Regions from separate parts of the Mus musculus genome. Here all the other regions are linked to region 2. The links are chromatin loops, found by intact Hi-C in ENCODE. Cell type or tissue: heart. All regions are shown on one strand.

Region 1 (8,000 bases), 66 kb before region 2:
AACAGAGCTCTTGCCTTATCTAGCCTCTTACTTGCTACACACGACAAGTTCTGTAGCCCCGAGGGTACCATGACTGACTTCCCAAAACAGTGCTGGAGTGTGGGGAGCAAGAGAAGTCCTGAGCAAATGTGTGTCATTGACATGGAATGTCAAGGAATTCAGTGCTTCAGACCCCTAGGAGTGACAACACCTTTCCCAGGTGAGGTTCAGAGGGACAGCAAAGCCTTCTGTTGGTCTGGATGCAGGTGCTGAAAATGTCCATAGTATCTTTCTTCTCACGTTTCCAGCCAGAAGGACAGATGCTATTCCTAGTGGGATTAGCCAAATCTGCCTCCTTGTTCAGCTGTGTGTCCTAAATAGGAAGGTATGCTTATTGCACACAATTTAACCGTATACAATAAACACACTGAGCTCCTGGGGTACTGCTGCTTCTTCATCAGGAAGCTTAGACCTTCTGATTCCAGCTATCTCTGTGTCCGTATGTCTGCCCTCTCTTCATTCCCTTGATGCCCAGGTAGGTCAATCTCTGGAGTTGTTCAAGAGTGAGTCAGTAAGACACTGCCTGTTGCATGCATAGGTAATCACTTTGTGCGGTTAGAACATATTCCTACCAAAGTCTTGCCCATCGGTTACATTAAGGCAATCAACTATGTTCTTATTGTCTCCTCTCAAGCTTCAATGTGATATTATATCAGAGTTCTCTAAAGAATAAGAACCAATAGCATACGTACACATATACCACAAAAGAAGATTTATTGGATTGGCTTTCATAATAGGGGCCACATAATTCAACAGCAAGTGACCACATTGTGTAGAAATGTTTTCTTGAGATGGGCATTGGTGGTGCATGCCTTTAATCCCAGCACTTGGGAGGCAGAGGCAGGAAGATTTCTGAGTTCGAGGCCAGTCTGGTCTAGAGTGAGTTCCAGGACAGCCAGGGCTACACAGAGAAACCCTGTCTTGAAAAAAAGAAGAAAGAGAAATGTTTGCTCGACCCAGGATACCTCAGCAGTCCCAGCCCAGCATGAAGACCTGGATGTTTCATGACTGTCATTTGTAGAAATGTCCTGTTGCCAAAGAAGCTGGAATCTGGTGTCATTTGGTCACATGATAATGGAAATAAACTGGTAGATATAATGACCCGAAAGGAAAGTTTGCAGGTGTGGCCATGCTGACTTCCTCCTCTGTACCCTTTTATGCAAGCTGTCAGCCACATTCAGAACTAGGTGCCCTCCCGTCCCTCAACACAGACATGGCAAGACACGCAATCGTCTCTGACACACAGATGCATGGATATGTTTTACCTATCTTGGTAAGACATCTTCTAATCCAGTGAAGTTGACAACCAAGGACCATCATAGATGCCACATTCACTGTTTGATGCGTTAGAAGTATTCAGTCCATGTTTTTAAAACAAAACAAACCCCGAGGCTTATAAACTAGTTCAAGACTATTTTTAATAAGGAGTCTTCAGAATCTGAAGATGTACCTCAGTGTAGAACCCTTGCCTAGTATTTGTGAGGAACCTCCGTGGAAATAAGATAATAAACACCATTTTGATTATCCTCTATACCTAAATCTTACACTCTTGTTAGGTTTTAACAGCCTTCATGATGATGCTATGTACTCCTTCTCTGGTGGTAAATACAAACATACTGTTGGGCACTATTTCTTTTTTACTGCCTGGAAATATCTAAATTCATCATATACCTATAGCCAAGAATTCAATGTACACGTAGTGAGGCAAAAAGTTCAACCTTGTTTGTGACACATCTGCCCAACAGTGATGTGTTGATGGTGCTTCTTACAGATGAGGAAAACTTAGCATGGAGGGGGATAACACGGATTTAATTAGAAACATTCAAATTCATTCTTAATTCAATTCAGCCGTCCAGCAGCCGTGATGAGATCTGCATCATGATGTATTTTCAATACTATCTATTTTCATAAATGTAAACTTTCCCAAATATTGTTCTGATGGAGGCTGACATTTTAAAATATGTCCCATTGTCCTTTTCTGTGCAGTAGACCAAGCATGGAGTGCTCACTCCTATATCACTGTCACTGTGCTATCAGGCCAGATGGCTACTTCATCATAGAATCAAGAATTAGGAATAATTTATGTTCTCCCTTGCTCTAGAATGTGAAAATAGGAAGCGTTTGCTGCATGCATACCAGGAAGATCCGCTCAAAGCAGCAGACAAGCCTCTGCAGAGGGCATCTGCACTGTGGCTTTTTGTCTGCTCCGTTCCACGGAGGACTGAGCTCCAGGGCCGCAGAGAAATCGTGTAGGCACACGAGAGGATGCTTCATCTGCAACCCGATGAGGCTGAGAGCACCTCTCCACTAAGGAAAGCAAGCCGCAGCGAAGCTGTTCTAAAATGGGAAAGATTATATCTTACCTTCCATTGTTTCAAATCTAAAGAATCCTCCCTCCACAGGGGGGTAAATGTTGGCTTAATGTTCAGAGCAGTTGCTTTTGTGTCTGTGAACATTAACTGTTAGAAACGGAAGAGCTATTTATCCTCAGCCTGCTGAAGAGAACAGTGGAATTTTCTCTTTATTGGTCTATAAATAAGCAGTGTCTGAACACACCCTTTATTGGGAGAAGAGCCACGGCAACTCATTACACACACCAACTGGCTCGTCGGCATCTCTTTATTTCATGTTGCTGCAAGCATGCAGATGGAGAGGCCTAGACAAAGGAATACCTCTCACACTCTCACAAGTGTCGAGCCCGAGGACCAACCAGTACCCTCTAAGTGAAAGGAAAGTGTGTACAAAAGAAAGGGCATCTCTGCCGAGAGAAGCTCAGAGAGGTGTCATTGAACACAACCTCAGCAGTGACAGACCCAATGGCTGCTGGGTTCTAGGTCATAAAATCATTTATGACCAGCAAAGTTCCATGGGCCATTTGGGCTTTGCCTACATCATAACAAACCAACTGGTTAAGACAGCGAAACACAAACAAGAAGCGGCTCCAAAATGTTCAGTTCAAATTCTGCAAGCCAACCATCCGTTTGCATCCGGTTCTATATGTCAATTATTTGTGATTCTGAACACACAGAAAAGCCTTTGAAAACACTTTCATTATACGGCCAGTGTAGTCTGTTCTTGCCGTTGGAGTCTATCTAACTTGTTCCTAAGTATTAGCTTTTTCAGGGTAGAGGTCTCACACAATAGACAGTCATGGTAGGCAATTTTGTCGTGTGGCAAAGTGAAAAGGGTATCATTGTGAGTGAGAGACAGAAAACTCAGCAAATTGGAAACAACCAGAGGCAGCTGGCAGTAACTACACTCCCTTTCTGAGGAAGGAATTCTCTCCGGTAGCTCTCTGTATGTGACGTGAGTCTCCTACTCATATTAATGATGAGACCTCTTCCATCAATATCTTGGACTATTACCAGTGTCTCGGAAACATTTTATTGGCTGCTGCAGTTCATTGAGAATTAATTGATATGACACACTTACTCTACATGAACTTGGAAAAAAAAAGTCTATCAAGTGAGTGATTTAATTCATTTTATGTTAATTATAAACTATGCCAGGAAACACCATTATGGACGGACTTGTTTCCAGCTCTCAGATGGCATGTGTGAGCAGTTTGTATTTCCGACACGCTGCATACTCTGACTTTGACTGACCAGCCAACACTCATCTTAGGAGACACACTCATCTGGCACACTAGTCGCTAGTCCTGCTAGCTAGCAATGTGGCCTGTTCTTAAACAAATTAAACTGGGAGGAGGCAGCAAAATGGCCCACTTATCTTTATTTGTAATTTAACCAACATTATGAGAGACAACCTCCAATTTGGGCTATTTAATTTTTTTTTTGCCCGAGTCCTGTATATATTTAAATAACCCCCTAAGTGTTTTTGTGAAATTGAAGGGGAAGTGGGTGGGGGTGGGGTTGTTGCCAAGTCAAATGGAAAATAGAAGATTATTTTCGGAGGAGCATGTGAAGACTTGCTTGTGAAGGCGGCTTCCTGAAGGCTGTTATTTTCATTTCCTGTGCTATCCCGCCTAGGAGTAGATCCTTCTCAATGCCTCTCTCAGCCGGCACGTGCTCGCTCACACTGTTATTAAAAGAAGCCCATCAGAACTGGGTAGTTGTTATTCAGGAGCGTAACTCACGCATGGGGGATGGCGCTCCTTCTCACTCGTGCTGGTCCACTGCTTCTAATAGCAACCTGGAGCTCAATTTCCCCCTTCAGAACATTGCATTTCATGTGGAATGTCAATTATTAAAATGCAGTGTCCCGTGTCTCACTTCTCACTAGATGAATTCATTTGCAAAACTTGCTAATTTATGCAAATGATCCTTAACCTGTCAGTGCCTGGAATCTATTTCACACTGCTCCTAGGTCTTGGTAGCTTTGGAGCCTAGATGGGGGAAGCCATTACTGCAGAATTTGTCGGTTTGTAATCATTATAGTGGCTATTGAGTTGTTATAATTTTTTTTTTAAAGTAGCACCACTATGAATAAATAAAAAATGTGGTTTTAAGTGGAACAGCCAGCCAACACCTAACACTGAAATAAAATAAAATAAAAAATTCTAGAGATTAAATTAAAGATGGAATTGAATGGAAAGATCTAATATCCATGTCTCCTGACACCCCTGAGTAATGTTAGAAGCTAATGACTTCTTCTCTTGAAGAAACTAACTGGTTAATAATCCAAACGGGGGCTATCAGCTGCTGACGGAGGCAGATTCACCAAGTAGGCAGATAAGGAACTTCTTTATTTTAGTGAATACAAAGCACAAAAAGGACCCAAATACCAACTGAAATTTTTGGTCAGTTAACTGAAAGACAAGACAACTAAAAAGGAAGTCTGTGAAGAAAGGGCGCATAGGAGGCTGAGACAGAAGGATGTGATTCAAGAACCACAGCCTGAGGGCTGGACAGATGGCTCAGTGGTTAAGAGCACTTTGGACTGCCCTTCCAAATGTCCTGAGTTCAACTCCCAGCAACTACATGGTAGCTCACAGCCATCTACAATGTGATCTGATGCCCTCTTCTGATATGTCTGCAGACAGCTACAGGTACTCATACATGATAGATAGATAGATAGATAGATAGATAGATAGATAGATAGATAGATAGATAGATAGATAGATATTTTAAAGAAAAAGAACTATAGCCTGAACTACATAGTGAGACCCCGTCTCAGCAACAGTGTGGTGGTGGGTTTCTGTGTGTTCACACAGCTGCACATATGCATACTTGTGCACATAGAGAGAAGAGGGGTACAATGGGGCTACCTGGAATGTCTGCACTGTGTGTGAGTCCACACATACATTTTACATAAAGTCTTGTCACTCCTCTCCGAGTTGATTGGATTTGGTGCACACTTGCACATCACTGGCACTGCACCTTAATCAGTGGTTTGGAGAACATGTTCAGCCATTTTCACCTCCACTGGCCCTCACCTACCGTCACACAGACTCTTCTTGTGAACAGGGTTGAAATAACTTTCTGCAAACCTTGGAGCTGCTTTCCTTTTCTCCTTGGAGGTCAGAAGAAGGATTCGGATTCCTCTCATGGGTCTAAAATCACAGGATGTGAACCCATCATTTTCATTCAGTATTCTTTATCCCAGGGAGTTCAGGGAGTTTATGAAGACCAGTTGTAGATTAGGTGACCTGGAGAAAGCTAATCAGGGAAAAGGCTGTCATGCATGCGTGTGTGTGTGTGTGTGTGTGTGTGTGTGTGTGTGTGTGTGCCTATGTGCACACCAATGTATATATGTGAGAAGGAGAAGACAGGCTCACCCTGGACTGTCAGTACCAACTAGCCAGCCCTGCTGCACATTTCTGTATCACTCACAATACTCAACTTTCCCTGCTCACCCTCCAGTCACTGAGCAAGACCTCTGACTTGCCTAGTTTACATGGTTAACATACATGGTTACAAGTATACTAACGATCTATCCTTCCAGTTGCTGGGATTTTTCTTTTTTAAGTGTTTTAGTAGTTGCACAGTAAGAGGGGGTATCAGTGAATATTTGAATGGGTTCTTTCAACTCTATGGAGGATTCCAATTAGAGGGAAAAAGAGAAATCTGCCTTGGGTAAAATGTGCAATTTACCACTTCAAGGACCTTTCCAAATGCTAAATAATAACAAGAGAGTGCCTGTTTAATCACTCACTTGCTCCCATTTCTTTCAGAACTGTGTCTCTTTAAATCTACTGAGGAAGATATTCCTTCTGGCCCACAGGATGCCAAAATGACTCGATGATTTATTTATGCAGCGCTTGGCAGCCCATCGTCCAGATTGTGGCTGAAGCTGAATTTTATGAGCCTTCCCCCAGTGAGTATATTTTTAAATTATATTAAAAATATATATATATATTTTTTTTTTTTGCAAACCTCAGTCGTGTCGTGTTTGGTCTCACCTCAGGCCTTGACAACAGTAGAGAGGACTAAGGGATTAACATTACTAAGGACTTAGCTGGTGAGATTTTACTGTGAGAGGTTAGAACGATGCTAAGCTTTCCCTAGTAGGAAGGAAACAATGCTGTTCTGACTAGATACTTTGGGGGTGAAGGAGACCTTTTCCATTTGTAACAATTTACCTGGTCATTCAACAATTGTTCGTGGTATTTCTTTCAATAGACTGGGAATCACTTTCAGCACAGGGGACCGTGATTTAAAAAAAAAAAAAAAAAAAGACAAAACAATGTCCCATCTCTCCTGGAGCATCTCTGAGAAGGAGAGATGGATGGTAAGCAGGTGAGTGCATACTTTGGGGAGACAGAATGCTACAAAATCACCAAAACAATAAGCCCCAGGGACCCAGAGACTAGATCCATCTTACGACATTGCTGTTAATGGATAGCTTCTCTAAGACTAAGGCTAGAACACTAGAAAATCTGGAAAAACAGTTTCCTAGACTATTTCCGTTTGGCAAAATCCAGGTCAAGAGGAACACACGTTGTGAAGCTCAGGTGAGAAGGGTTTAGAACAAAACTCAGGAGCTGAAGGCATGAAGATTCCGACAGCACGGGTCAAAAGCAGCTCTGCAGCTCAGCGTTGTGCTTGGAGCTGGTGCTGTATTGTGGAACGATGTTCAGGCTTACACTGTGTGAAACAAGGCTACCATGGAAAGGAGGGCTTTATCCATGAACGACAGAAAGTGACCTCACAGGTCTGAGAGCCTGTCATCCTGATTGGTCCAGGTTGGTGGTAATAGTTAACATCTGTAGGCTACCAGCCCTCTTCCTGTTTGTTTGTTTGGTGTTTAGTACAATTCACATGTTTACATCACTTGTTTTCTATATCAATTATGTAAGGTATTGCAATCCTCATAATAGAGGAACAAATATTTTTTTAAATGATGATGACGTTGGTTTCTTTATCAGTTAGCCACTTACTAAAATACGTCACGCAGACACTTCACCATTGTAAGGGAAGCCATTTTTGAGATTAAAATCATGTTACTTCTCTTGCTAGTTGAAATGTTCTAATAGTCCATTATTTTCTTTTGCATTTTGACTGTTTGTATGTCTGTTATTAAAACTGAAGTCATACCTTAAGTATATTAAAAAGAAAAAAAGTACTTAAAAGTACACGGTTGGGTGTCAGAGAAGCTAGGGGAGATGGCTCAAATGTTAAAATTAGTTCCTCCTTTTCCAGAGGACCTGAGTTACATTCCCAGCATCTACATAGGGTGGCTCATAACTGCCTGTGACCCCAGCTCCAGGCAGATCTTACCCTTGCACACACGTGTCTACACACACATAGAGACATGCACATGTACACATATAATTAAAATAAATATTTTTTTTTTAGTCCTACATGGGTAGAGAAAGAGCTCACATTGATCTGCCTAGCAGACTGCCTGCAGCTGTGGTTTGTTGAACAGTCAAGTAAGAGATGACTCAAGTTCAAAGACACACTCTGGCTCCTATTGCTGACACAGAGAAATAATCTGACTTCACTCACCACTGACAAGTGAAGATCCACCGAAGCCTGGGACTGAGTCGAAATCAGAAG
Region 2 (8,000 bases):
AGAACAAAAGACAGTGATACAGGGAGTAGCACTATAGGGAGGTGTGGCCTTGTTGGAGTAGGTGTGGCCTTATTGGAGAAAGTTTGTCATTGTGGGCGTGAACTCAAAGACCTTCATCCTAGCTGCCTAGAAGTCAGTCTTTTCCTGTTTGTCTTTCAAAACAAGATGTAGAACTCTGAGCTCCTCCTACTCCATGCCTGCCTGGATGTTGCCATCCCCACCTTGATGATAATGAACTGAAACTTCGAACTTGTAAGCCAGCAGCAATTAAATGTTGTCCTTATAAGAGTTGCCTTAGTCATGGTATCTGTTCACAGCAGTAAAGCCTTAACTAGGACATCTGGCTATGACATCTAGCTAGATTGCCACACATGACCACATTCATAAAGGTGTGTGCGCATGTGTGTGTGTGCGTGCGTGCGTGTGTGTGTGTGTGTGTGTGTGTGTGTGTGTGTGTGTGTGTGAGTATACATGTAAAGGTCAGATATTGGATGTCTTCTATAGTTCTGAGTCTTATTTTTGAGACAGGGTCAACTGAGTCTGCTGCTCATTAGTTGGCAGTATTGCTTGGCCAGCATGCCCCTGGACTCCCCTGTCTTCATTTCCCCATCACTAAGATTACACGCCTAGACTTTTTTATGTGGGTGCTGAGAATCCAATGTCTGTTACCCATAGCGCCATCTTCTTAGACCCAGGTAGATTTGTTCTTATTCTTCTGCCTTTTCTTCTTCCTCCTCCTTGTATAAAGATGTTTTACATGCTTCAACAATAAGAACTAAGACCTTAAAATGTTTGCTTTATTAGTAGAATAAAAACCCAGAGGAGAATGAAAGAATCCACCAAGATCCATTTTGTTGAATTTTTGAGATTCTCGTGTGCAAGGATTTCTTTTTGTCTTAGATACAAATCCTTCAGAACTGTTAATACTGCTCATTCTTTCTTCTCAAATATCCTTATGGTTGTTTTAGAAACCAGAAATGATGTAATTTAAAGAAATTCAGAGGCAGGCTAGCAGAACTTAAATTTTTACTCTTTTAGATTAAGTCAGAGCAAAATGCAATCTTCTTTGTCAGGTCTCTGATGTCTAGGCAAAGCATTTCTTCTCTCCCCAGGTCTGTGTGATTGGGAATGCTTTGGTTGGGCTTTCAGAAACCTGGGTCCTATGATCAAAAGCTCCCCCACCCCAACATTCAGACTAAGATATTGAGTGGGAAATTCTCTCGGGGACATAGATGAAAGTGAATGCTAGAGCAGCAATTTCCCAGGCAGCAAAAAGACTCCAGTGTTTATACGATCCCATGAGCACACATAGCTTCATCCACATTTGCCAGCTCAAACTCACCTGGCTTTGCTCAAGCCCCCAAGTGCGGTGAATTCTAGACAGCACCTAATATTTAGTCACAGCATTGTCGAGAACATCTTTGCAGTCCTTGCCAAGGTCTGTCACTGAATGTGTTTATCCAGCTGCATGGCGAAAACATAATACACAGTCATCATTTTACTCAGTCACCTACTCAATATTTTCTTCTGTGATTAAATTAGCTCATAAATATTACACTTTTAATGCCAGAAAGCCCTGGCTCATCCAGTTGAATGCCTGCTTGTCCACTTTCTGAGGTTGCCAAGCATTGGGCCACTTCATTATGGAGCCTGAAATGATGAGAATTATTGCATTTACTTAACATGCACAATAGACAGCAGGACCCTTCCAGGACCCCCATTTACTACGTTAGGCAAGGCTTTAGAAGAACTGTAAGAAGTACAGAAGAGCTAGGAGGGCTGTGCTGGATGTGATTTCGACCTATAAAAACAAAATCTGCCTGGTTTGTCTAAAGCCAAAGACAGAAATGCTGGCTCTTTTTTTTTTTTTTTTTTTTTTGAAGTAGGCTGGCACAAGTAGAGTTACACACACACACACACACACACACACACACACCTTGCCATTGCTTCTGTTGTATTCACCACTAGTGTAAGCACACAAGATATAGACGCTGTTTCCACTGTTGATTGCATACTTGAAACTCCCTCCTCAAAAACCTCTATACCCAGTCTAACTGTTTTTGAAGTAGCTTACAGACATCATCTTTATATTTGTCTGCCTTTTCTAAGTTTTTCAAACTGAGGGCAAGAAACAGCCTTTGCCTTCCCATAGCAACTCTGGTGACAACAGTGAAATCCATAGCCACATAGCTTCTGGGACCCTGGAGGCGTGAATCTTATTCTATAGGATCCTCATCGAATCACCTTCTAGATGAAATATTTAGAGATGGAACTGTATGGCCGTTAACATCTCAAGAATTCCATCCAGATTTGTTCAGTCATTCTGGGAACAGCCTTGGTTAGTGACTGCTCGTAATGTCAACGCTTCTGAAAACTTTTTTATGGTCATTTTATTGTTTTTATATCAAAACTAAAACTTAAAGGAGCTTGAAAAGTAGGTTTTTAGATGATCACACAACGGCCTGGTTTCAGTTCTGTGCTTTTTACTTTATGTGCACAGAAATTAAGCAAAATCCATATTTGAACAAAGACTCTGGATACAAATGAGCCTTGGCTTCTGAGACTCCTCAGAGCAGTGACTAGCTGGAGTGTTTGAAATGCATTGGCCCTGGGAGGCGAAGAAGTTATAGCAAACAACATATGGGCCTTAAAATCTGGAACTACCCAAGACAGAACAAGAGAGTGATTCTCACTCTACTTATTCCTTATTTTTTCCCTCCCGAAGATAAATAACTTATAATCATATTTTATTCTCATCTTCAGAGAAATATCTTGAAAGAGCCAGGTTGGTCCAGACCTGCTGGCAAGCCTGCAGCCCCATCCACCGATTACCTAATACACTTGTGACATCTGCTTTCCTTGTTGTGAGAAAACACAGGGAGGAAGTGTGTAAGTCCACTGAATTGTTCCTGACTCCTCTATTCACCTTTCAGCATGCAAGTTCCTTCCCTTGGCGTTGATATCATTATGCATTTGTCAAAGATAGACTGTCACTTTAGGGCCTCTATTATGCACAAGAATTGGCAGCAAATTTTGCCACTGGGATTTGCTTATGTCCTCTGTATGTTATTGTACTTCCCTGGCATTCAGTAAATTCCGTACACCCACTCCTTTGATGTTCATTCCAGCCCCTAAATGTGGAAACAATGACTGAAATTTTGGATCAAAGCATCCCGTAGACGGCAGGCAGCATAGCTCTCTGATAATTCACTAGAACACAGAGTTCCATCCCTCCCCCCATCTAAAAATCTAGGCCAGTAGTCCCCCAAGCCCTCTGGCTTCCCCAGGCCAAAGGCACAAGAGGAAGTTAAAGAAAACAAGCTCAAAGTTGGAGTCAAAAGAAAGACACTGAACTACACAGCGCCATTGAAGCTCATGGTCATATGGAAGGCTGACTGCTGTACCATCTGTTAATCCATTTCTCTTCACTGCTTTAGCTGGGCAAGGTCTCCCCCCCCCCCCCCCCCAGCATTTGAACACTCTCCAGGTCCAATTTCTGTATAACGTCAGCTGCACAAAATGACCTATATTTGTCAAAATAAAATTTTAAGTCCCGAAGTGTCCATGGAGTATATAATGGTAAAACTAAAAAAATAAAAATAAAAATAAACTCAAGAACTAGCAAAATTTCAACAAGTGATTTTTGCAAACTGGAAGCTGCCTGGAGCATACATTTAGTTTGCTTTCCTCTGGGCAAAGCCAGAACAAACTATGACTTCATTGCCTTTATTTCACACCTCAAGTTTGACTCCATTAAGAACTAAAGCAGGTAGCTCCCTAAGACTGCTGGGAATCAGATGAGTGAACAGATAGGAAACTGTTGGAAGCTATTTGGGGGGTCGGGGAGGGCACCTTATAAATCCAGGGCGTCTATAGCTTAATTTTTGCCTTATTCCACTTGGAATTTAGAGTGTGCTCATTACAATCAATATATAATGTTGGAAACCATCATAAAAGGATAACTCTCCTTTTAAATATACTGAATTGTTTGAGGACCCTCATCTGGAAAGATGAGAATTCTCAGTGGAGAGGGACATTTGAGATTTGGACCAACTTCTCCAAAAGGGAAGACAGTCTACAAGTCTGACGGCATCTGTCCAGTCAAAAGGTAACCCCTAAAAATCTTCAAAACCCGATGCCGGGCTAAGTGGAAAGGTTTTCCACCAGATGTATGCAACAGTGCCATCCAGCGGCTATCGCAATAATTACAAGTGTATCTCATTTTTCAAATGTAACCTGTTTTATAATCATATATTCTTATTGTTTTAAAATTTAAAAATCGTTAATTTTAAAATTGAGGAGTATCTCTGATTCCCCTAATCCATCTGTTTCTGCAGGTGCAGAAGGGGTGATGCCTGACCTACACACCCGGCAATACCAGAAGTTTCACTACCTTCCGTTGGTAAACGCTTCAGGGAAGGCTCTGCAACCCTGAACGTGTTTTATTGTAGAACCTCACTAGGAAACTCATCAGTATTTATTAAAGATGAATTAAAAGAAGGAGGAAAAGGAAAAACGGGATAGTGAAGAGAATAGATGAATGAAAAAGAAGCAAAGGGAAGAGAGGAGGAAGGGACAAAGAGGGCAAGAAAAGAGAAAAGAGAGATGAGAGACCAGGACTTCCCACCTAACCTTACCAAACTTTTTCAGTTGAGCTTTTAATGGGATACTATTCCCAAGAGGAAATTCAAAAAGAAAACCACCTTGAAACATCCTTGCTTTTAATTGTACTCTTTCAACTGCCAGGAAATTAATTAGGTAAGACAAAAAGAAAATTTTCTACCTTAATAAAAAGAAGCCAACACCCAGGAACAACTGTCTTTGCTTGAGAACAGTGTTACGTGTACAAAGCTGCCTACAAAGTGTCTCCCGCCTGGCTCAGGCAAGAAACTGGGACAGAAGTCTGTGATGTTATACCAGCCTGGGAGTCGTGCATGGTCATGTCAGTGTCGAGTGCACCAGGCGACACAGGGACATGCCAGGCACCGCTCCTCCAGAGAGACTTGCCAGGTATACATGTTACCTCTCTCCCTTAGGCTTCACAGACTCGGCGGCCTTCCTCCAACCACCTGTCTCCTTAGGAAGTTTGAGAGAACTTTCTCCTCTGTGATACAAACAGTAACCAAACAAAGCAGTAAACAATCCAGTGTGGAAAGCACATACTAAAGCTAAGATTTAATGTCACTGAAATAAAATCATAACAACAAAAAACTCCAAGTACCCTTTCTTTGCATAATGTATTTCAGGTGTCCAGCTACAGAGGCCAAGCCTGTGATTTACATCAAGCAAAGAGTCCTGGGAGAAAGAGGAGGAAAGACCGCCTTTGCCTGGGACAAGATTCCTATTTGTGTCAAGGAGAGTTAGGGACGAGATGGTTGAGGCAGAGCAGCTGACTGCAGTCTTTATCCAGTTTGCATTGCTTTGGGGAAAGCCTTTTAACTGCAAGCCGGATTGTCCAGATGCTGGGCTGTCCGGATGCTGGATGGTCCAGATGCTTTGTCGTGGTTGTTCCCTCTGAGTTTCCTCTGCCTTCTGGCTCCTCTTAGTCACCTTCACAACAGGGCTTTATCAGGACTCTAGAGCATCGGGCAAGCTCAGGTCTCACCTCTCCTTTTAATTCTGCAGGAGTCTATGCCATGTACTCCAGCCCTGCATAGAATGAGTTCTGGAGTTCACCTGGAGCCCACGGAGAGTGGATGTGGAACTTTTCTGTAGAACATAGGAGCCGTCTGTACCGGCACAGCTTCAGCCAGCAATAAGCATTACCAGCTCCTGCCAGAGGAGCAAGAGGCAGGTACAAACAGTTGGTTTCTTCTCTACTTAAGGAAAAAAGAGAAAAGAAAAAAAAAAACCAGACCTGTTTTGCAAAGTTTTCTTTGGTGCGTTAGGATATGAGAAGAATGGGGAGGGAGAAGGAAGAAAGGAAGGAGGAGGAAGGTGAGGAGGAGGAGGAGAGGAAGAGGAGGAGGAGGAAGAAGAAGAAGAAGAAGAAGAAGAAGAAGAAGAAGAAGAAGAAGAAGAAGAAGAAGAAGAAGAAGAAGAAGAAGCTGCAAATTCAGTCACATGGCATGCATATCCTCTCCTCGACCACACATTTTATTACAGTATATAATCCAATAATCCAGTTAATTTCTTTGGAGAGATGTTATATATACAGGTGACATTTGGATGGAATCACAGGCTGTAAACCTGTCCACTCCTATCGGGGTTTAGAATACAGAGGAAGAACCTGTTTTACAGGCTTCCTAGAATTTTTACATGGTCAATTGCCTTGCTTTTGTATTCTGGAACGTATCAGAGCATCCGCATGAATATATACTTTTGCATATGCTTATATATGTACATATATATATACACACATATACATATATATATATATACACACACATATACATACATTCTATAAAATGGTGGCAGGGTTTCTGATTTACTGAAAAGGCTGGTTTGAATTCCCCCCAAAATGTTTGGCTATAGGACATTGTATTAAGCGTATTCTTAAAGGTAAATAACTGCAGCCAATAAAAGTTGGGCCCATAAAGGGTCCCATCTTCTCCCAGTTTTCTGCACTGAGAATTACTACCAGTGTAATCATGGCTCCCTGCACACTAATATTTCCTCTGATACAGTATGATCAATGTTGTGGAAAAACATTTATTATATTTCTTCTAGCTACTTAAAGGCATTACTGAATTATGGGCATCGCAAAACGAATCCACTGTGCATTTTTTCTTTATGTGACGTTTTTACAATCTTCATTTTCTGCTTTGCAGCCACTGAGCTATAGAGATCCACACTCCGTCCCTCGTACAACTGCCGCTGTGACCACCTTCTCCTTTCTGCTTTATTACGTCTGAGAAGCATTTCATATGATAACCTTCCCTTTCACTCTGGCCTGGACCCTTATTGAAAAGGAAGAAGCAGTGGAAGAGATCAGACAAGCAGTGTTGTTCGAGACACTTCCTAATTCCCTTAACAAGGGTTATGAAGTTTCGGCTGGGAAAAAGGACAAGGGGCAGAGACAGTGTTTATTTACAGAATGGTTCTAGAAGAGCTGACAGGCTTCGAATGGCCGTGGGTTGTACGGTTTTGACATTTAACAATTTTATTAACATCTTTGCTTATTATTCACCTTAATCTTCAGCGTCTGCAGCCAGGAAGGAGTGTGCCCAGCTGACAGCCTGTGTCTCAGGCCCTGCCAGGGGATGAATCAATTAGCAGGAGAAGCCATGATGCAAACGTTCTGGGGTCACTTGAGAGGCTGTTTGCCTTTCTGATAGAGAAAGCACACCATAAATACCATCACACCTCAGGAAATCATCCCGGGAGGCCCAGATGCTAGCACGACGGCTGTCACTGCTGTGGGGACAGAGGGAATCCTTGGCTCCCTGGGTGGATTTCCCTCATGCCGGTCAATAGAAGATTTGTAGTGAAATCAAAATATTTTAAAGGAGGACAGTGTGCGGTAACAGAGGCTTGTTTAGCTTTTTTTTTTAAGTACCAGAACCCATGATTTATGACCCACAGTTACAACCAACTTTATTACAAAAATGACTTCACCCATAATAACCTTATTCAGGAATCCTTACAGAATGATGTAGTATCCCCAAAGCATTATAAGCTAGCAAATATTCACAAACAATTCCTACTGCTGTCCCTTTTCCCCACCCACTCAGTGGTAGGGTAGGATTCCCCCCCACCCCTTTTTTTTTTTTTTAACCAGCTGGGAGAAAGAGGTCCCAGACAAGCTTCTATATTCTTTTGGTAGACATTTGCCAGGTCAGGCATTTCAAATCACCCAGGACAGAGGCTGCCTCCTAGCTTCGACCTTTATCTTCCCCAACCAGTGCCCTGGGCAACAGCACAGGGCTCCATTCACCTTCACTGCCTCCCTGAGCATCCCTGTCTCCCTCCCTCGTTGGATACCCAGTATCTGGGGGTAGCTTCATGAAGTCCCTCCCCTTTTAATTGCCATGGTAACCGACAGCTGCATTAAAATGGCC
Region 3 (8,000 bases), 170 kb before region 2:
ACACACACACACACACACACGGTGTCCTTCAGTGTTTACACTTTCAAAAGTGAAAATCTATAAAAGTGGTGTGATTGGAAAATTCCTGGGTAACCAAAAATCCTAGCCTGACATTCCCTCCTTTTATCAAGTTAAGCCTCCTCCGGCAGGGTCAGAGTAAGCTGTTTCCCCGCTTACAAAGTAAGTCAACTGATATCCGTAAGTGTCACTACAGACCTCCAGTTTCCTGAGACCAGCACCGGGATGAATTATGAATGGAATTAGCTCTCTTGACTTGGAATTTCCTCACTTTTACTGGTCTTTAAACTAGACTTTTATACATTCATACATAATCGATGGAACTAACACACGAAATGGCCCTTTTCATAAAACACTCTGCTTCAGAGTGATTTTGCAGTTAGGGAAACTTAAATACGAATTTCTAAGGTGGAAAATATAGTTTTCCCTTACGGGTTTAAAGCCGATCTGGGAAAGTGATGAGCTGACCACGAGACTCCTGTCAGAAACGGAAGCTGAGTTAGTATTTTGAAATACAATTTGCAGTGCTTGCTTGCTTCCATAAACCAATCTGCTCCTCATATTCTTAACCTTAGTCACCTTAAAAATACATAAATTTGGTGTTTGGTTATTGAGTTTTGAACTTGCAGGGTAAAGTAATTTAGAGACTCATAAATACAGAACACAGGAAAATCCCTCTGTGCAAAGGTACCTTTAAATGATCATGCAGAGACTGACTGATAGACCTCATGATTCAACTCCAGCTATTTGCTATTTTATACCTTAATATATATTCTTCAGTATAAAACGCACACTGTCTTAACATTTCCCTTCAACTTGTCATGTCCAAATTGATTTCAATAGCAGCCTGTGTGCATAAAAAGCGAGACCCAGGATTAATGCCAGATTCTAGAAAGAGAAATGAACTTGGCTTGGTTTTTTACTCTAACGCACATGCTCAAATCCAGTTCGTGGCTATCAAAAGAAGACAAACACACAACAGTTACCAGCTTTTTCAATGTGCAAAAGATGGAATAGAATATGAAACTCAATATTTTTTTAACTGATAGCAGATATAGCTAAACATTTGGGGCACTTAGGAGAAAGACCGTAATTAAAATATTCATGCCAATTTTAAAAGTTTTCTGGAAAAAAGTAATTTTTCACATTTTATTGGTCACTGGCTTCAATAGTAAAATATTTTAACAAACTCTTTACTTTTTCAAGTTCTACAAACATAAAAGGGCAAAGAATGTTCTTTTAGTTTCCTCGAAATGCATTAAAAAGTTACTACCATTTTAACAGAGCAAAATTACCTATATAATTTATATATCAGATTACTACAGTTTTAGAGAGTGGAAAAATAAACCCTGAAGTTTTTTTGGGGGGAGAGGCAGGTGGGATATAGCATAGGGAAGCCATTTTTACAGAATATACTTATACTCTTTTAGAACATATGCATCAAGTTTCCTTATGAAAATGTTTGACCTCAAATTTTAATATAAATTGCAATCTGATATAGAGTTACAAGCTTGGAAGCCCTTTCTAAATATCTTGAATGGGGTTGTAGCTATCTTCTTCAATTAATAATAATAATAATAATAATAATAATTAATAATAATAATAAAAAGACTGACTACCACGATCCCATGTGTAGCTGGAGAAAGGTGAAATAGTTGTGATGTTTTAACATTTATGAATATACTTTTAAAATTGAAGAACAGATTTTTTTAATCTAAAATGCGAACACAGAACAGAATAGTGCAAGTAGAAGTTCCGTGAACTTCATAAGTGCAAGAAAACAAGTTTACGAGTTTTAAATGAAAATCTCTCATTCTGACCCATTAGGGGGAAGTATTTATAGGCAGTAAAAGGTAGTAATGACCCACCACATCCACAGTTGCTGTCTGCAGTGCCACCTGCTCCATCCCCACAGACAGACACATGGCCCCAAAGAGGAACTGTATCAGTTATATATCCATTCCTTTAAGTTCTGTTTGTATTAACCCTCAACGCCTTTATAGCAACAGTCAAATCACATTAAATTGATGTGTTTACTTTTTTAAGCCCTCTGTTCCAACCTACTTAAAATTCAACACTGTATTTTGCAGATGATGAGAAACATTGCCATTTAAAAATAGTCAAACACCCTTCTCAAAAACCAAGAAGTATGTACAGGTAGGGGCCATCGCACCCTCTGCAAGCAGCATGGGGCGTGTTAATCAGTGAGTTCTGCCCCTCGCCGGCTTGGGGATTCTCTTTGCCTTTGTGCACCCACCTCAAGGCGTCCTGCTACCTGGAAAACTGCAACTACAAGCTGTCTTTAGGCTAGTAGCTGTGGCGGAAGCCTCTTCGGGGACCCCCTAGGACCCGGTGTGAGCCTGTGAACTCACCACTCCAGGCTTTAATTGGATTTGACTAAAAGCACATAGTTTCTGGCAAAATGGCCAATTCTTAAATGGAGCCTCAGACCTTGGCCATCCCTAAGGAGAAATAATGCCCCGAAACACGTCACTGCCCACTCATTTCCCATTTCACTAACTTCCAATTAACACACGCTCTCTTCAGAGTCAGCATTACCATCATTTGGGGATTGCAGAAACAGAGGTGACATGTTGACTTTCTGTGGCTAAAAAGCACTTATGGGCACCATGACCAACACCTTTCTCCTTGGAAGAACATAACTTTCAAAACTTGCATCCCTCTCTTTACAAACCTGCTGTGTGGCGCGGAGGGGGAGGGGAGACGTGGGTGGAGGCCACCTCTCTTCTGCAAAGCCATCGAGGCCAGCAAAGGCCAGGGCTTTTCGTTCCAGCCTTTTCCTGCCCATCAGTGTCCACTTGGAGTAGCGTGGAGAGGAAGGTTTACTCTTTTCCCGGCGGAGCCTCAGCGATGGGCTCAGAGGAGACTCTCTCCAGGGGCCCGGCCGGTCCATACCTGTCCCGGGTGGAATGGGAACCCCGTGCAGCTGCTGCCTTCCTGAGCCCGTGCGCCCGGGCAGCGACCCAGAGCCAGACGATTGGCCCAACAAGACGAGACGACAGGGAGGCGGGAGCCGGTACCCCAGGGCGTTGGGTCACTCTGATCTCCCGGGGCAGGGCTAAGCAAGGGAGAGGTCGTTCTGGAGCTGATGCACTTGTCCCCAGCGGGAACGGACTTGACCCCCGTTAGCCTTTGGAGCGCCTCGGAGGCCTAAGACGAGCTGGACATCGGCCTCGTGTCATCTTCGGCCTTACTTTGGGGGGACGGTCACTCCAGGAGCGCTGGCCTGCCCCCTCCCCCAATGCTCCCCCCACCCCCAGGCTTAGCATCACAGTGGACAACGTCTCCCACATCCAGGCTCTTGATCCGAAAGAGGGGAACTGAGGGCTGCCCGCGGCAAAGCTCGACCTACACTTCATTTTCTTCCGATTTGGAGAAAATGTCACAGGAGTGGGTGGGGGAGACCCTCGCACTGTAAATATGATTTGGAGGGGGCGAGGCTCGGAGTGCGAGGGCCCCGGGCGGCGTGGGCACCCTGCTGGAGATTCCCGGTCTCACAGCGCGCCCTAGTGGACACCCTGGCCCGCGCCGCTGCCCCCGGACGCCGGCTGGGTTTCCCCGCGCGCCTTACAATCTGCAATATATTATTTCTTGCAAAGTATTGACAATGTGCGAGGTTCTGGTAACCCCGGAGCTCTTGTCTGTAATCAGCACATTTATTCACATTTGGGGCGGGGGGATCCGAATTAAATCCCCGTGACCCTGATTAGGTTACAGTGTCATTTTCCCCCTGGATCCTCTTTTAAACCCACTCTACACTGCTGCTCTGTCTATTACATGCTAATTTAATTTTACTGTGGACGATATTTTCAGCATTTGCTGAGGACAGTAAATTTTGTAGTTTATGTTATTTCACTTTTTATGACTTTTTAACACTTAATAAAATTTTATTAGAGCACTTTTGTGTTTACAAGGCCACAAAACTCTTGGCAGGTTGTCAGAAGTCCTTTTTATTATGATCCTACTGATATACTGCGAGTAATGAAATAATCATGTCCAGAAATGTATCAAAGGCCAGAGGGATTATCCCACTTAATAGCTCCACAGATGCGCCCAGAAGAATGTGGACTGCGGCGGACAGGCTGGGAGGCAGCAGAGGAAGAAGGCAGTTCCCCCCAGCCCCCAACACACACACTCACACACACTCCTTTCTTTACCACTTCTGTTGCTTTCCTAAAAGGCTACATTCAGGGTCATGTGACTTTCCGCGGTCTCAATAAAAAAAAAAGAATTTATTCTATTGCAAAATGTGCTTTTCTTTTTATACTCCTTGTGTGAGCCTTTAAGGCAGGTCTAGTGGCAGTGGGGCTGGCTCGGCGGATCCCTGTCAGTCACTTTGCTCTCGTACTAAGTGTACTTTTGTGCCATTTAAGCAGCCGATGGTGTCATTGGCGTTGAGAGTGCAGCTTCTACAGCTCACACTGAAGGCTTTGGGGACCCAGGAGGGCGCGAGTTGTTTTAAGGTCTGTACCCTCCTGCAAACAACACTGTTTGCAGTTGCTGTTTGGTTTTATTTTGTTTTTGCAAACCAGAGGAACGGTGGAGACCCTGCCTTCTGCCTGACCAGAGAGCTAGTGTTCTATTTCATTTTTTATTTATTTATTTTTTATCTTTGAGGGGTTAAGACTTGCAATGAGAAGGACTGAGAGCCTACACCTTTTATTTCCTTTTAAAAGCCAATTTTCTATTTCTTTAAACAGATACATGGCCATTTGACATACCCGTGTTAAGTTCAATCTTGCTACAAAAGAAGGCCATTTGTACTTCCTGACCCTGAAAGCAAGGTGGGTGGCTTTGTTTTTTAATTAAATTTTCTGCCTCTAGCTTCATATTTCTCTTTCTCTGTTATTTCCTAAGTAGTGTGCCAGAGTGATAAGAGGGATGGATATTGGACTCGTAAATGGAGTGATGATTTTGAAATGGCTGTTGCTGTGTCCATAACCCCAGAGTTCTTCTAGACTTTGGCTTTGAAGGACTTTGGCAACAGTTTTTAAGAGTGTGTGTGTGTGTGTGTGTGTGTGTGCTTCCAACACATCTAGTTGTGGTTTTCTGTTGTGGCATTATTTGATATGACCCCTGGAAATGTGTGCCTCTCCCTGGACTGCCTCCCTCACTATCGCTGTAACTCTCCCCCCTGGGTGCCAGGAGTCTGCTCATGAGGGCTCTTTGATTTTGGCTGCAAGGGAGCAGTTTTAAGTTTTCTGTGTCATTCGTTAACCATGAACAAAATTTAGTACTTGGTCTGGTAGCCTGTCTTTGATGGTCTAGGCTCTGAAAGGAACACAATAAAGGATTGTGCTTATCCTTAAAAGAAACAATAATGTGCTTAAATTATTTCAGCAACCATTTTGCTCTTTTTATAGATGCTTTCAATTTGCAAATGTGAGCCAGATTTTTCTTTTTCTTCTTTTCTTCTTCTTCTTCTTCTTCTTCTTCTTCTTCTTCTTCTTCTTCTTCTTCTTCTTCTTCTTCTTCTTCCTCCTCCTCCTCCTCCTCCTCCTCCTCCTCCTCCTCTTCCTCCTCCTCCTCCTCTTCTTTCTTTTTACCACCCCTTCCTCGTTCTTCTTCCCTTGCCCCTCCTCCTGCTCCTGCTCCTGCTCCTCCGCCCCCCCTTCTTTTTCTTCTTAAGATTTCCCTAGCAGTGGAAAGGCCCAGGAAGAAAGTGATGTTAGGTTCTGAGGAATTGGTCCTTCTCTGTCCTGGCTATAACTGGTGGTTCATGTTCTTTGCCTCTTATTTTGAGAGATAGAGAAAAGGGCTCAGACTGTGTCTATCCAAAACTCACAGGGCTTTAAGAAAGAGACCTGTGCCCATGTGTGGGAATCAAGGGGACACTCTTCGTTTTTATTCTGTATAACAATTCAGTGTTTCAAAAAGCTTGTGTCCAGAGCAATTGGGACAATTCTTCAAAGATTGTAACAGCTTTCTGGTTAAAATTTGGTTTTTATTGAAGTATGAAGTATATCTCTTTTGTGGTAGATACTTTATAATTGGACTTTTGCAGCTCTGCTTTCAAAGGGGGCGGGGCTGGCTGAAGCATTATAATTGGTGACCAGCATGGTTGGCACTTACTCTGTCCACAGGGGTGTAGCTCTCTGGAGCTGTCAGTACTGAGAAGAAAGAATCTCAATTGCTTCATCCAGAAAACCCACCTTCAGAGAGATGAGTGAGGAGCCAAGCTAGAAGCCCAAAGGCTTCCCTCATCAGGCCAGGAGCTGTCTAAGGGCAGGTGGCACGGTCTCCTGGGCCAACTCCAAAAAAGCCCTCAATTGGCTTCACTCCCATTCTGCTCTGCATTTTTTGTGTGGTGTTGGACATGCCAGCCTCTCTGGGCTTAGTTTCTTTGATCTGTAAAATGGGGCTGATGTGAGTTGGCTTCATCCTGTGAAGGGGTGAAGAGTTCATCCCTCTGGAGTAATTAGAAAGAACCCAAGATGCACCTAAAGGCAAGACCCAGGGTGCCTGGTCTCCCAGAGACTTCTGCCCGAGCCTAGCTCCCAGCACCTGAACAAGCAGGTGGATGAATGCTGGATGCATGTCTGTCAGGGACTGCATCCTAGACTATCCTGGTGGAGGCAGGTGTGGTCACCAAGCAACAACGGAGGCCATATGGGCCTCAGCGTGGACTTGATTCTCCCTAGAATGGGTAGTGATTAGCCAGGGGTCTCTAGAGGAACAGGACTCACAGAATATATCCAGATGAGGCTGCAGTGTTCCTGTGGGTACCAGTAAAACTCTTGCAGACCACAATGAGTCTTCTGTTATTGTATTTCAGCCAACCTCTCCCCTTCTCTCTTTAAATAAGAGTTCCAAAAACTCAGGTGTACAAAAAAAAATAATACCACATACCTCAGAGCTTGCTAGATTACCAGCTTCTGATCAGTATACAGCTTGGGAAATTGTGTGTGTGTGTGTGTGTGTGTGTGTGTGTGTGTGTGTGTGTGTGTGTGTGTGTAGAAGTGCATAGAATCCCCAAAGAGGAAGGAAGCTACATGGCCCCTGAGCTTTTGCAGGGATTGTGCAGCACATTCTGAATAAAGAATCCATCTAGGGATGTATGTTGTTGAGTGGAAGACACAATGACGGAAGCCCACTGCTCTGGCCTGCTGCATCCTGGGCTCTCTGTGGGAAAAGAAGAGCCAGGGTTGTAGGTGCTGTGGTCCACAGTGATCCTCTACCAAGGCCCAGGCTGTCAAAAGTCATCTGTGAATCGTCTGGTGTCAGGGAGGGAGGCAAGAGGGAGGGGATGAAGGGTGTGCCCAAGAGCTTGTCATGTTCACACTCCAGGGGGCCCATGCTCAGTGGATGACTCTGAGCTTGAGGCCAGGGAAGCAGCAGGCTTTGGTAGCCTTTTGGGAAAGGGGACTGCCGTTTGCCACTTTGCTGTCACTCGTGTCTGTGAACATTTAATTCAACCCTTCTAGCTCACCTCAGGGTTTTTTTTTTTTTTTTTTTTTTTGAGAGAGAGAGAGAGAGAGAACCTTTTAACTTTAGGAAATGATTATGTTTAGAGTTGGTTTTTAACCTTTCATTATGAAGTCCCAATGAAAGTCCATTTTAAAACAGTGAGAAACTTAGTGTCTTGGTAAATACAAGGAAACTAGAGAGGCAAGGCCAGTACAAATGTCAGTGTCAGCAAGATAGAGCCCTGGAGATGCATTCAAGTCAAGGTTGGAAACCTTTAGGGAAAAGGGTGTAGATCCTCAGCTCTCATTGCGACGGACATCTTAAATCATTGCAGCGTTCAGGAGCCAGAACCATTTTCTTCCGATTTCTCTTTCTCTCTGCATCTGTGATTTACCAAATTAAGCTTTCTGGCCATACCAGGCGTTGAATGACATCCGAGTCTCTTCGAGAAAGGACTGAGTACTTTCTGATTACTGGACGGAAAGAATGCAAGCTTTTCCCCTTTTATGTGTTTTTCGAACCAACTGCTCTGGTGTAAATAAAATATTTTTAAA

The links. Peaks named below come from ENCODE experiments on the same cell type or tissue, not always from the same donor. Only the 100,000 strongest peaks of a DNase experiment are listed, where the experiment ranks them.
Region 1: it touches region 2 in a loop (5-fold over the local background); 5 of 42 quality-filtered maps call a loop at or near these places.
Region 3: a loop joins it to region 2, with 3 times the contacts of the local background. A loop is called at or near these places in 9 of 42 quality-filtered maps.

Annotation. Positions count from the first base shown.
Region 1 is chr2:75,242,205-75,250,204 of GRCm38, forward strand. 2600014E21Rik (a long non-coding RNA gene) reads left to right here. Exons shown (of 12, transcript XR_001783367.2): 3 at 6,173-6,315. Among named protein-coding and RNA genes, the nearest start is that of Gm34401, 39 kb to the right of the region's middle. In heart, no CTCF peak of the experiment used is centred here; a DNase peak (open chromatin) is centred at 3,987.
Region 2 is chr2:75,308,254-75,316,253 of GRCm38, forward strand. It overlaps 2600014E21Rik (a long non-coding RNA gene), which reads left to right. Exons shown (of 12, transcript XR_001783367.2): 9 at 2,764-2,889; 10 at 4,338-4,758; 11 at 5,626-5,794; 12 at 6,771-8,000. Gm39857 (a long non-coding RNA gene) reads right to left here. Exons shown (of 5, transcript XR_866459.3): 4 at 1,343-1,464. Among named protein-coding and RNA genes, the nearest start is that of Gm34401, 27 kb to the left of the region's middle. In heart, a CTCF peak has its summit at 4,186 (motif pointing left); a DNase peak (open chromatin) is centred at 3,138; H3K27me3 peaks cover 1,069 bases.
Region 3 is chr2:75,134,551-75,142,550 of GRCm38, forward strand. It overlaps Gm13652 (a long non-coding RNA gene), which reads right to left and starts at 3,425. Exons shown (of 3, transcript XR_374685.4): 1 at 2,714-3,425. 2600014E21Rik (a long non-coding RNA gene) reads left to right here and starts at 3,105. Exons shown (of 12, transcript XR_001783367.2): 1 at 3,105-4,502; 2 at 4,740-4,823. In heart, a CTCF peak has its summit at 3,561; a DNase peak (open chromatin) is centred at 3,361; H3K4me3 peaks cover 1,278 bases; H3K27ac peaks cover 789 bases; H3K27me3 peaks cover 4,795 bases.